Linked DNA regions of Mus musculus: region 2 is linked to region 1. A link is a contact called in ENCODE Hi-C data. All regions are on one chromosome and are shown on one strand. The core of a region is the stretch at or near the end of the contact, and the rest is flanking DNA. Distances in the headings are between cores, read along the strand shown. Region 1 holds the start of Pou2f1 (POU domain, class 2, transcription factor 1). Region 2 holds the start of Tiprl (TIP41, TOR signalling pathway regulator-like (S. cerevisiae)).

What was found. A loop is a pair of places that touch in the nucleus more often than their neighbours do.
Region 2: a loop to region 1 is called in a map of heart, with 6 times the contacts of the local background. The contact joins the promoter of Tiprl here to the promoter of Pou2f1 in region 1. A Hi-C loop is called at or near these places in 2 of 37 maps with a recorded cell type or tissue (T-helper 17 cell and heart).

The regions. Positions count from the first base shown.
Region 1 is chr1:165,999,050-166,005,369 of GRCm38, forward strand. Pou2f1 (POU domain, class 2, transcription factor 1) reads right to left here and starts at 3,585. Exons shown (of 16, transcript NM_198932.3): 1 at 3,513-3,585. The coding sequence starts at 3,573.
Region 2 is chr1:165,232,273-165,238,592 of GRCm38, forward strand. Tiprl (TIP41, TOR signalling pathway regulator-like (S. cerevisiae)) reads right to left here and starts at 4,686. Exons shown (of 7, transcript NM_145513.4): 1 at 4,458-4,686. The coding sequence starts at 4,561.

The sequences.
Region 1 (6,320 bases), core at 2,335-4,834:
AGAATGACCTGAGCACTGAGTGAGCTGAGCGCACCTAATGCATCAGCTCCAAGAGTCGGCGGCCTTCCCAGTCACGGCCCAATCTTAACCATGTCTTTAAGATGCCCATTAAGAAACAGAAGAAATGCTTACAAAAATTAATGTCAAAAACTGTGTATGCAAATCACTACTTTGAAAGGAGATTTTTAAAACACCATTCACAGTAAATGTACAAACATGTGCAGACAAATCCAAAAAGAATTCTAGATTCTTTAAAAGCTACTTCAAAGCACAAGCCTCCCCATAAGTGTTTTACATTATTTTAAATACTATAATTTTAACATAAAAATATAGTGCCCTCATTTTCTTCAACTCCGTTTTAGTCATTAAAATAGGCTCCAGAACACTCCACAAGCCTGGGCCATACTGGGATTCAGAAGTAGTTTCTTGTAAGAGAAAGATTATAAACAGCAATAACAACAAACCCCACATAAAATAAGCAGGTGTATGTAGCACAAGTATCCTCATTTAAATCCAAACTCCCCATCGGAAGTGATTTTTTACTATGGCAAGGACAGCCAACTGAAATAAAAGGCCAGCTCACAATACCCATATTTTTTTCTGTATGACAAAAACTGTAACAGTGAGCTTTGTTTGTAAAGTACAGTGTGCATTTTGGATAAAATACCTAGAGCCCCAGTAGTGGTTAAACTGCAGCTATAAAGGAAATTGTCCAGAGATAAATGGTTTCCCTATGAGAAGTTCCATTGCTATACTTCACCTCAGGACAATAAATCACAGTAACTGCACCTTGTCCTCTGTCCAATGACATCATCAGTCTGACCACTTCTTGGGAACTGGGTGCAAAAACATATGCTATTTAAGGCATGAAACCATATTACTGCTTTTTGTCCATCCAACCTCCTGTTTCAGTGCTGAATCGGTTGTTTACCTGAGCATTCTCAGGAAACCTTTACCCTCTATTGCATTCAGGGCCTACCTACTTGGATGTGAAAGAAGGAAAAATAAAAATTGTGAGAAGTAGTTATTTTAAATTAGCCTGCAGTTCCTCACCTAAATCTGAAATTTTGTTACAAATTAACTGAAGTCTAATGTCTTCATATATTCCCCATGATGGTTTAATGTAATCACCAGGACTTAGCCATTAACAAGGTACCTCAAACACCCCCCAGAAAGCACCACCCTTTTATCCTTTTAAAACAAAACTTACAGGAGAGACCAGAAATCAAAATTACTGTTTTCTCTAAACAGTAAAAGTTAATTGGCTCTCATAGGCCAAATGTCCTAAGCCTAGAAAAAACAAAAATCAATTCTGACACCTTAAAGCAAGAGGCCAGCAGGCTAAGCAAGTTCCAAGATCAGAGTGGACACAATGCCTCTGTTTATCTTCTATTTTCACTCATTTAACCATGACCAAGGAAAACATAACCCCATTTCTGTTTTCCATACTGCTGCAATTAAAACAGGCAGGTCTATGTCAGTAACAGCACAAGAATGCCGGCCTCCCTTCAAGTTGGTGCAGAAACTGGAAAAGCAGCCCTGCTGAGAGAGTATCCAAGTGTTGTCAGCCGGACTTTCTAAAATACCTCGCTACTCCATCACTCCTGAAAGGGAAGTCTGCCGGTTTTACAAATACTACAAATCTTTACATAGCCTGACCGAGTTAACTCAGGAAGAGAGTGACTATTCCCACAACAAAGTCCTGTATTTGTACTAAACCAGTAGCTCACAGAAGCCTCTGTAAATTGGAAATAAGGTCCACATACTATGAACTGAAAGATAAACTCCTTTTAGAAGAAAACAAGCCAACCTCAGAGCTGATGCTTAGCTCGGAGCTGTTTTTATGCTGGAAGGTCCCCAAGAGGATGTGTTTTGCCTGCGGAGGAGGGGACTCGAGTGGCAGTTGATGGGGGAGTCATTTTGGTTATTAGTAAATAAATCAAGCAGCAGAGAACAGGGCCTAGGCAACTAGGGCAGTCCAGGCCTAGTTCTCTCCTTGTCTTCCCAGCACAGACTGGGTTTGATCTCAGAGTCCTGTGGATTGCCAAGGAGGAGGAGAAGGAAAAAAAAAAAAAAAGAATCATATCGAACCACAAAAGCACATGGGGCGAATGTAAAATATAAACACGGCGTTGGGCTGTGAGTGGCTGTTATTAAAGGTCTGAATTACTAAACATGAGAGGCGGGGAAAGCCAGGCGGCCATTTCAAGAATATAAACCTCCCTGAATTAGACATTATTCAAATGAGAAGCAAGTAGAGAAGACCCAGCACGCAGCTAGAAAGCACTACCACACACAGTCAGGGAGGGGGATCTCCGTGTCTAGCCACCACCCCCGCTCCCCGCAGTACAGGAGAAATCTAGAATATGATCAACTTGTCAGGCCAGCCCTTTGAGGGCAGGAGGGCAATCCTTTACGGTCCAGTTCTCGGGTGACCTCCGAGAGCTCCGAGGCCTCAGAGCGAGAGGGTCCCCAAGGCTACCAGCGCGTGGGGGGGGGGGGATGTGCGCGGAGGAGCTACCAGACCCCGCGAGCACCTCCAACCCAACTGTCCCGCGCGACCCACAGCAGCGCGGACCTCTGGGTGAGGGCCCGGGACACACGGACAACCGAAGCCATTTCCACGGAGGGGAACTTCCCCGAGGGTTCCTCCCACCTAGCCCAGCCTCCAAAGGGTCCGGGGGACCCCAGAGCGAGCTCACAACCCGAAGGCCAGCTCACAGGGCCCACGCCACGCTGCCCCTAACCAGAGACACGGACTGGCTGGGGTCAGGCCGCTGCCCCGGGCACGAGCAGGGCGCGGCTGAGGGGCCCCGGGCCGTGACCCCCGGGCTCGGCCCCACGCGGACCCCCCGCACGGCCGGGGGCAGGGCACCACTCCCCGGTGCGTCCCGCAGCGAGCAGCGTTCCCCAGCCCGAGCCCGCGCCGGCTCCCAATCCTGGGGGGGCGCCGCGCGGGTGTCCGGCCACCGGGGTCCGCTCGGGCCCCGCCGCCCACCGGCATTGTGCTCGCCGCCACCTCTGGCCCCTCCACGCCCCCCCACCGCCCGTCCAGGTCTCCCGCCCGCACCCCGCCGCGCCCCGCCAGCCCAGCAGCTATGAATATGTAAAATGTCTTTATTGTCCTCTCCCGGTGCCCCGGCCCCGCCGCCTGCCGTGGACCCGCTTAGATTCGGGCACCGTGCGAGGAGGCGGCGGCGGCCGGCGGAGGAGGAGGGCCGGTGCCGGCGGGCGGGCCGGCGCGGCAGCCGCGGGGTGGGCCGGGGGCAGGAGGAGCGCGGTGGCTCACAGCCCCCTTTGCCCCGGGTCTTCTTCCCCCTCCGCCCGGCCGCTCCGAGCTCCTTTTCCCCCTCCGCTCGGCGCCCAGAGGGGGCTGTGTTCCCCGGCCCCCCATCTCCTCGCCGTTAATTATAATAATCCTGAGTACTAATAAATTATGCTAAGTCGCGGGGGGGGCAGCGGGAGCCCGGCTCGAGTATGAATATGAATATGTAAAATGCTGTAATGATTACCTGCTGCTGCTGCCGCCGCGGCTGAACTCTCATCTTGACTCGCTGCTCCTCCGTCCGCCATTTTGAATATTTTAACCAAAATCGCCCGGTCGATAAACCCTCCCTCGCTCCCGCTCCCCTCCCCCTCCCGCCCTGCTCGCCGCCTCCCTCCTCTCCGCACCCTCCCGTTCCTTCCTCTCCCGAGGCGCGCGCCAGGGGGCGCCCGAGGCCGGCGCTGCTCTCCGCCGGCCCCCTTGGAAGAGCTCCACCCCCCTGCGCGCGCGGTGCGCACGCGCGTCCAGGCTGCAGGGACCCCGCCCCCTCAGGCTTCTAAAGTGCCCCCTAACCTGCCAATCATCTCTTCCTTGTTTTGTTTTTTTTTCTTTCCCCCTCCCGTCCGCGCCGCTGTGCGCACGCGCAGTTTTCTCCACGCGCCGGAGAGGTAGGAAGCGCATGCGCGTCTCTTCGCCCCCTCCCTCCCCCCGGGAGCGCGGCTTCACCCCAAAGTGTAGTATGTCAAGTGCTTGTTTACGTCTCGGGATGGGCTTCCCGTCTTCCGTGTTAGTCCCCTCCCGGATAAGTTCGGGGTTTCCACGGCGGTACTGTAAAAGGGCAACATGCCCGGCGTCTCGCCGCGAGGACACGCGTGAGGGACTAGCGAGCGCTCCACGGCCGCGCACTTTTTCAGGACTCCCTCGCAGTTGACTGCGACAATGGAGGGGACCGCTCCCCGCCGAGGTAATTTCCGGCCCTGTGTGCAGGTGGGGGCGGAAACGCCCTCGGCGGGCAACGGGCACGAGGCACCTGCTGGGCCACGCGCGGACGTCCCGCTTTAAATTTGAATCCGAGCTAATCCCCGCCCCGCGCCTCAGCCCACGCCGCAGATTCGGGGCGGGGCCGGCGGGCGGACTCCTGGGGGCGTGTCCTGGCGGCTCTAATTAGCCAGGCAAAGAGTCGCCTCCACTTGTCGCGCGTGCCCGGCCCAGCCTCTGTGGGAGCGGCCGTCCGAGTCGCCCGGACGCCCTTGCACGCGCCCACCCGTGCGAAACAAACAGACCCCATCTGCGTAGGGATTCTTTTTTCTTTTTTTTTTTTTTTCTTCTGGAGCACCTTTTAAAGGCTAATTGTAAACTGACCTGATTAAAACCATGCAAGTTGGCAATAGCGCCAACGGTTACGAATTCTCTTTGCTCTGTCGTTCAGTAAATACGATCGCGGGGGGCGGGGGGTGGGGGTGGTGATATTCCTCTTGTGACCATCTTCCTAAGTAATTAGCCAAAATATTGCCCAGATTGCTCCTTTATTGCAAAAAAAAAAAAAAAAAAAAAAAAAAAAAAAGGCCTGGATGAAGACCCAAATCTATTTTACTAATTCTTGACAAGTCCCAAGATTTTCCTAAAAAAATTTCTAAGGATAAAAACAAAAATATTGTGTGGTAAGAATAAATAGGTCCTAGGCTGTCCTTGAGAGGGGTATTCCTAAGTTTCAACTGGGTAAAACTGCAGGTTCTGCACACACACACACTCACACACACACACAGCCCTAAACACCCTAAATAAACAGATCCCTACCTGGAAGCAATTATTTTAGCGGTTAAAGTTTTCATTGTGAGCCCGAGGTTGCTTGTTGAATTCTTTACTCTGCACAAGTACACCTAAAACTGTCTGTCTGTTACAGCTAGTGATTTGAGGTGAGATTGATTTATTCGAAGTAATTAAGCCTTAGGGTGTGCACATGACTGCTTAAACCAAATAATTGGTCCACCCTATAATTATTTCAAAATACACAAACCAGCACAGTAAAGGAAATGCAAATTTGAACCATGTTACAATTAATATCTGGAAATATGACAAAATTATATTACTATAAGGGAAATCTTGGAATATAATTTAAAGTGAAGTAAACAACACTATTCCTGGCAGGTACAAATTTGAAGTCATCACCACTAACCTATTTTCTTCCTATTTAGTCTTAGTTTGCTCTTTGGTTCAAAAATTAAATGAATATGACCTTCGTTCAAGTCACTGAACCTGGTGGATACACTATTCATTCTGCATTGTTTCATTTCCATCAAAGGAAGTAGGTGTGGAGAGAATTAGTTAAAGAATAATTCTATGTGTAGGGTGGGAAAAGTTTAAAATAGTCTGTATCAGTCTTTTCCATAATGGCAGTATTTATGTTTGCATCTGTGTCCCCAGTGCTTAGCCCAACTCTTGGCTTTAGTAGATGCTTATAAGTGTTTTGAAAGGTATTAAAAAATAAACCCGACAACTGTCAGACCACGCTCTCAAACTCCTGCCACCACTAGTTCCCTCTCGGCCACAATCCCCTGTAACCGGCACTCCATTAACCAAATAGGTCCCCCATCCTCAAAGTTTGATAACACAATACCCAGTAACCCGGCAAAATAATGACTCTTAAGTTAACCAATTAGATTTATGTATCAATAATATCACAATTTACAAGATGCCAGTAAATAATCTCAGGGCCAATTGATAATGATAAAACTTTAACCCAAATATTCTAACCTTTTGATAACACCACTTTGGCCTCCATTTTCCTTCTCCCTCCTCCTGAGACCTCTCTGTCTCTCAACTCTTAGCTCCGCCTTCCCTTTCCCTGTCTGGTCACAGGCCTCTGCACTAATGTAATTGGACAGGGAAAATCCTGTGACACATAAATGATTATTGGATTTTTTAAAAGCAAATAAAATTATATAAGGGTTTTTTTTAAACTGATGAGATCATTCAAAAATATGATGTTACCATGATCTTTACTAGTTGCTGAGTATAAGGAAATACCTGAGATAGTGTTTTGAGTCTAGCACAC
Region 2 (6,320 bases), core at 3,436-5,935, 770 kb before region 1:
TATCTGAGTTGCTAGTTAAAATACACCAGGATTTGACCAGTGTCTCCATCTGGGTAGGGAGATTGTTGGCAAAGATAAATTTTTTCCTTTTGGGAATTCTGCAGATAAACTGTAACATTAACATAAGTGCAGATATATAGATAAGGTTCTGACAAGGCTGCTTTAAAATTATCTAATTTAAATTGTTAACTTTTCTGTGTCCTTAAGCAGAAAACTTAAATCTTATTTTGCCATTTCTTGGCAGCAATCTTCACATGTAAGAACATATGGGCTGCGCCAAGTTAAACTGAGTGTGTAAACCTTCAGTAGCTCCAGAATGACGGCTCTATCCCTGAGTTATCCATATCCTTCTCAACTGGTTTCTAATCTACTACAGGCTAGAAAAACAAACAAATACACTTAATACTGTATAATAATAAACAAAGATGAAAATAACAATTCAACTGTTAGGGCAAAGGGCATACATACAATGATGCCCTTCCGTCTCACTCTCGTGTGGTTATAATCATAAAGTACAATTTAAATTGGCTCTGAGTAAAATTCTAAGGGATGCTAAATAAAGCACAAGAGCTCTATGTAAGTGCTCTATGACAGCACACAAGGCTTTCTTTTCCTTTTTCCTTGTTAAAACTTCTAGATTCTTGAACTAAATAGTTACAATTATGAGGTAGGGTAAAATAATACCAAAGAGACTGTATTCTTGCAAGGAGTGATGACACATGCCTTTAAGCTCAGTTCTGTGAGTTCAAGGCCAGCCTGGTCTACACACTGACACCCTGTCTCAGAAAAAGAAAAAGAAAAAGAAAAAGAAAAAGAAAAAGAAAAAGAGGGAGAGAGAGAAAGAGAGAGAGAAAGAAAGAGAAAGAGCAAAAGAGAAAGAGAAAGAGAAAGAAAAGGAAAAAGGGAGAGAAAGAGAGAGAGAAAGAAAAAGAGCGAAAGAGAAAGAGCGAAAGAGAAAGAGCGAAAGAGAAAGAAAGAGAAAGAGAAAGAGAAAGAGAAAGAAAAAGAAAAAGAAAAAGAAAAAGAAAAAGAAAAAGAAAAAGAAAAAGAAAAGGAAAAAGAAAAAGCATATTCTTACAAGAAAATAGAAGGGGACTAGGTAGGAACAAGGAGATTGCCAGGAATCACATAGGAAAATGTCATCATGAAACCCATTACATATCAATATATGCTAATAAAACTTTTAAAGGTTACAGTTTTACATAAAGTCAAAAAAAGATCTATGCATGATTATAGTCTTTCCAATAGCTTTAAAATTATTTCCTAGTAGACTCACCAAACTGGTCTTTGTGCATATATTAAAATCAATAATTTTTTAAAAACCTATATGATTAAATAAAACAAGTTAGGTTTAAGAGGAAAGAAATACAGGTCTTTATGGAGAATATTTCTCTCATTTATGAGTCATCAAAGACCCCTGACAGTTTAAAAATAAAAGTTTGAATATCGCCTAGGAGGTGACTTAATGCACTACGCTCCCACATCTGCTGAACTCTGTGCTTTTACACGACTGCATCAACAATAGCTCTGAAGGAAAGATAATGAAGAGCCTGTTGCTTGTAAGGACAAAAACCAACTCTTCTGGTAGAAATGTCAACTGTCAACTTCTTAGAAATTTCAAAGCTGGTGAAAAAGAAACAATCCCATTGAAGAAAGAGGATAGAAGCTAACACTTGCTGACAGGGCTCTCAAGGAGACTCAGCTTCCCCCCTGAGGCCACAGCACCAGCTCACTAGGCTCTCTAGGTCACCTACATTCCCCCCTGGGGCCCTAATCACACTGGCTCACTCACTCATGTTCTAGGACATCGACTTTCTCCTTGGAGCTACAATCAAGCAAAAACATTCAAAGAATTTAATCGGATTTATACTTTCTGACTCAAATTATAAACTGTACTAATCTATACAAAATAACCCCAAATACAGAGAGGTTGGATTATATATACTAATGGTTATAACTTCTGTTATAATAGTGAAAAGGGCCGTATGCTGTTTTTTTCCTCCCTGTAGCCCTGGCTCTCCTCCAACTCACAGATCATCTACCTGCCTCTACCTCCAGAGTGCTGGGATTAAAGACGTGAGCCATCACAGCCCGGCTGTTTATTTTCATAAAGGACAAAATAAATGGTTATACGGCCAGGCAAGGGGACACAAGCCCTTAATCCTACCACTTGGGGGGTGGGGGGGGGGCAGGCAGGTCAAGTTCAAGGGCAGCCTACCTACACATAGTGAGTTCCAGGGCACCAGGACTATGTAGAAAGACTCTGTCTCAATTACCAATAACTAAGCCTGGTATGGTGGCTCATATCTTTAGTCCCAGCACTCAGGAGGCAAAGGCAGGCAGATCTCTGTGAGCTGATGGCAGCTTGATCTACATAGTTCCAGGACAGCCAGGGCTATGTAGAGGTCTTGTCACAAACAAACAAACAAGAATAGATGGTTATACAAATTTGTAACCATATGATGAAATATTATAAAACCATTAAATTATTTAGAGGAAAGATGGGAAAATATTTAAGATGTATATTAAGACAAAAACTGGGTGCATACTCTATTTTACCTGTTGTTATCTGAGGTTTCTAAACTGCATATTTTTAAGATGGTTAAGAACAATGAAATGGCCCGGCGAGTGGTACACGCCTTTAATCCCAGCACTTGGGAGGCAGAGGCAGGCAGATTTCTGAGTTCAAGGCCAGCCTGGTCTACAGAGTGAGTTCTAGGACAGCCAGGGCTATACAGAGAAACCCTGTCTCAAAAAACAACGACAAAAAAACAAAAAAAAAAAAACAAAAAAAACAAAAAAAAAAAAACAATGAAATGGCATTTTCACCATAAGTTTAGGTAAAATTTATTCTTAACCTTTAAGGGATAGAAAACATTAAATGACTAAGAGATTAAGTACAATGATAGATTGAGATCCACAAGATGAGTCTGTAAAATACAGGTTTTAACTACTTTCCTGAATTAGAGCAAATATGAAATAATAAAGGTAGCTCCAGGGCTTTTAACAGGTTTTGTGAAATTTAGTAGTCATGCACAATAGTGCAGCTACATGAAAAGCAGCTCCGTTATGGTAGGCTGCTTCAAATGCTCTGTCTTTCAGCTCTATCACTGGTAGTATCTATTTGCTAAAGGCAAAACATAACATTAGAAATGAGGTGTTTGGGCCTTGTTTAAGATTTAGAGGATCCAGCCCCCTCTCCCACGACACCCCCTAACCAGGCCCACATGCAATGCAGCAAAACACTCATACAACAAAAACAATTCTATTAGAAACATATTCTGAATTAATAACATTTGAAACAACTTATGTTTCAAAAAGGATTCTTTTACATATGTAAATTTTAAACAACAACAACAACAACAAAAGGTCCTGAAGAGCCTCCCTTTTTCTTTCTTTCCATCAACTGCCTACCAAACTTAAGCACTGAATCTCAGCTTCTGTCATCTCTTTCCTGCTTACTGGCCTCCTCTCCAGCATTCCAGCCCTCCATCTTCTACAACACCTCCAAGAAACCTTCCAGACACAACCACGATGCATGTAGATATTGAGTAAAACTACACCTGATGACTACTATATAAAATTCAAACTTCTTAGCAAGACAGAGAACTCTCCAATGACGAGGGAGGCAACACTCTGCCAGGGCGCCCCCCCCCCAAACTTTGTCAGGATACAGTTATAGGCATCCCCAAACACCTCAGATCTCAGTCTGAGTGCTGGCTTTACCCGGCCATCCAGTCTCCAGACTTGATCAAGATTCTGCCCAGGTGCACTGACCCTCGCGCGAACACACTAACGCGCACACACACCTGTATACATCTTCATCCTAACCAACCACACAATAATATAACGGTCTCTCGTGAAACTATGAATTCCTTGGGCCTTTCTCTTTCATCTGTCCTATCTCAAGTGCTTATCACAGCACCTGATTTGCTAAAAGAAGGAAAGAAAAAAAAAAAAAAACCTGAAATCTTCATCCTAAACAGTCACACAGTAACGTCACACGGTCTCACGTCCTCTGAAGTCTGTGGTACTCAATGGTTCATGTTCAGAACCTCAAGAGCACACCACAGAACCAAAGAAGCTCAAAACTAAACATAAATACCATTTCCGTCATTGCCCGCAAGGGAACAGGTCATCGCGCCCAGAAAGGTTGCGCAGGCTTAGGTAGGAAAAAAAGGAGCGGCGAGGTTTAGGTGAAGTCCACCAAAACAGCCGCGCTCAGTTCAACCCTGAGAAGCTACAGTTCCAGCAAGCAGAGGTCGCCGCGAGCAGGGAACAGGACCATTTACTGAAGTTGTCAATCAACGGTCGGTCAGAGGGACCGAGCCTGCGGCCCCAAGTACCGCGTGAGGCTGCACCGAGACCGTCAGACCCCCAGCCCGGACACCAACCGGACCTGGCCCGGCTCGGCTCGGCTCGGCTCGGCTCGGCCCGGCCCCGCCCCACAGCCTCACTTTTCCACATCCGCAGACTTCATGATGTGGGTCTTGGACGCCGTCAGCTTCCAAGGCCCGAAGGAGAAGTCCTGGTGGCTGCTCTGAAAGCCGTGGATCATCATGGCAGAAGCGGAGCCGCAGGGTTACTCGGAGCAAGCGCCTGCGGCAGCGGTCGCACGATGGCCCTCTCTGCAGCGCGGCTCCTGGGCGCGTCCGTTACCATCTCGGCCCCGCCCCCTGCCGCCGCGCCGTAGGCCCGCCCTTCCGCCGTCTCTTCCGCCCCTCCTGGTTTTACTTCCGGGACCACTAGCTCAGGGTGACACACGTCTTACGTGGAGACGCTGAGGGGCGGGACTTGAGCGCGGGGGTGTCGCTCTGGCGCGCCGCCCTGAAGTCTCCGGGTGACGTCACCCCAGAGTGAATGTGGGAATTTGTCTTTCTGGATCCAGAGCCCCGTGCTTCACTGCCTTACCTCCTCCTTACAGACCGCTCCAAGCAGTGTCATCACCTCTTGTGCTTATGAGTCGTGGTGAAGAGGACATGCCCAATGTCCCTATCGCTCAGGAAGCCCAGCACCAACAGCGACTTTGGAGCCAATGACAAATAGTAGCTCCTCCACCTTGAATCCCAGTGGAAGAGCCCCACTTTCTTACCGTGCAAACCGCCGACGCCCTGTGTTTGATTCTTTGTACCACGAAAGAAACGTCAAATTATCCTTATGATATTTTAAGACTTTTCTACCCGCACACAGGTGTAGTGGAAACGACGCTGAAAGCCCGGTGCTCCGTCCATGCTTGCAGTGCAACTGTGTGTATCTTTGGGTAAAACACAACTGATTCTTTTCGGCCCCAGCTGCCTCAAAATGAGATGGTTTAATGTTTGAGCATCTCAAAACTGTTCACCATCTCAATTCCAACACCCCCTCTCTTATTCACTCAGTGTTTGTTTCATCGACGCTGGAACCGCTAAGCAGCGTTGTTGCATGATTTCTGCTTCAATTCCTACCTTGTCTACCAGAAGGTGTTAAGCCAAGTAAACCTTTTCCTCCTCAGGTATTTTCTGTTTGTGTGTCTGTCCCAGGAACCCATCATCAATTTCCCCTGCCCAAGGTGTCTGGATTAATTCATTCCGTTGGCATCCTATCCTTGGTTCCTACATAGTTACTCTATTTCCATTGCCTACGGAAAGTAGGGCGTCTCAGCTTCCGCAGAGGATAAAGATGTTCATCCCGAATAGTGGAGGATTGTCTACCATCACTGACCTCCAGAGGTTGGCCCCTGACGCACTTCCCAAGGAGGCTGGGGTCCTTTCACTGACGTTACATTGTAAACCTCACATCATCTAGATCTGCTAGAAGACCTAATAAGGAGGTAAATGAGCAAATTACATGCAACGAAATCCATCCTCTTTTCTTTCTGAAAGAGTTCCATACAGCCAGCCTAGGCTAGCCTTCAATTCACTATTGTAGCTAAGGAGGACCTTGAATTCCTGATTGTTCTGCTTCTTCCCAAGTGCCGTGTGTGTGTGTGTGTGTGTGTGTGTGTGTGTGTGTTTTTCACCAAGCCTCCAACATTCTTACTATATGAAGTCTTCCTTTGAATTTTTCTGCATTAGGCCAAGAAAAAAATGTATAGAATCTCTGTGATTTTTGAAAACAGCCTAGTCTACATAGCAAATTCCAGGCCTATGTATTCCTTGTTTCAATAAACAAACAAATGTGCCTCTTGTTCTTTCAGCATAGGTCATGGCTGAGGCTGAGTTTAGTTTCAATCATTCTACCTAACAGCGACAACAACAGGTCTGCTACTCAAACTACCACACTGAAGGAGAGTCTCTCCTAACTACAATGTATCAAGTCATGTTCAATTGACTCTAAAATCA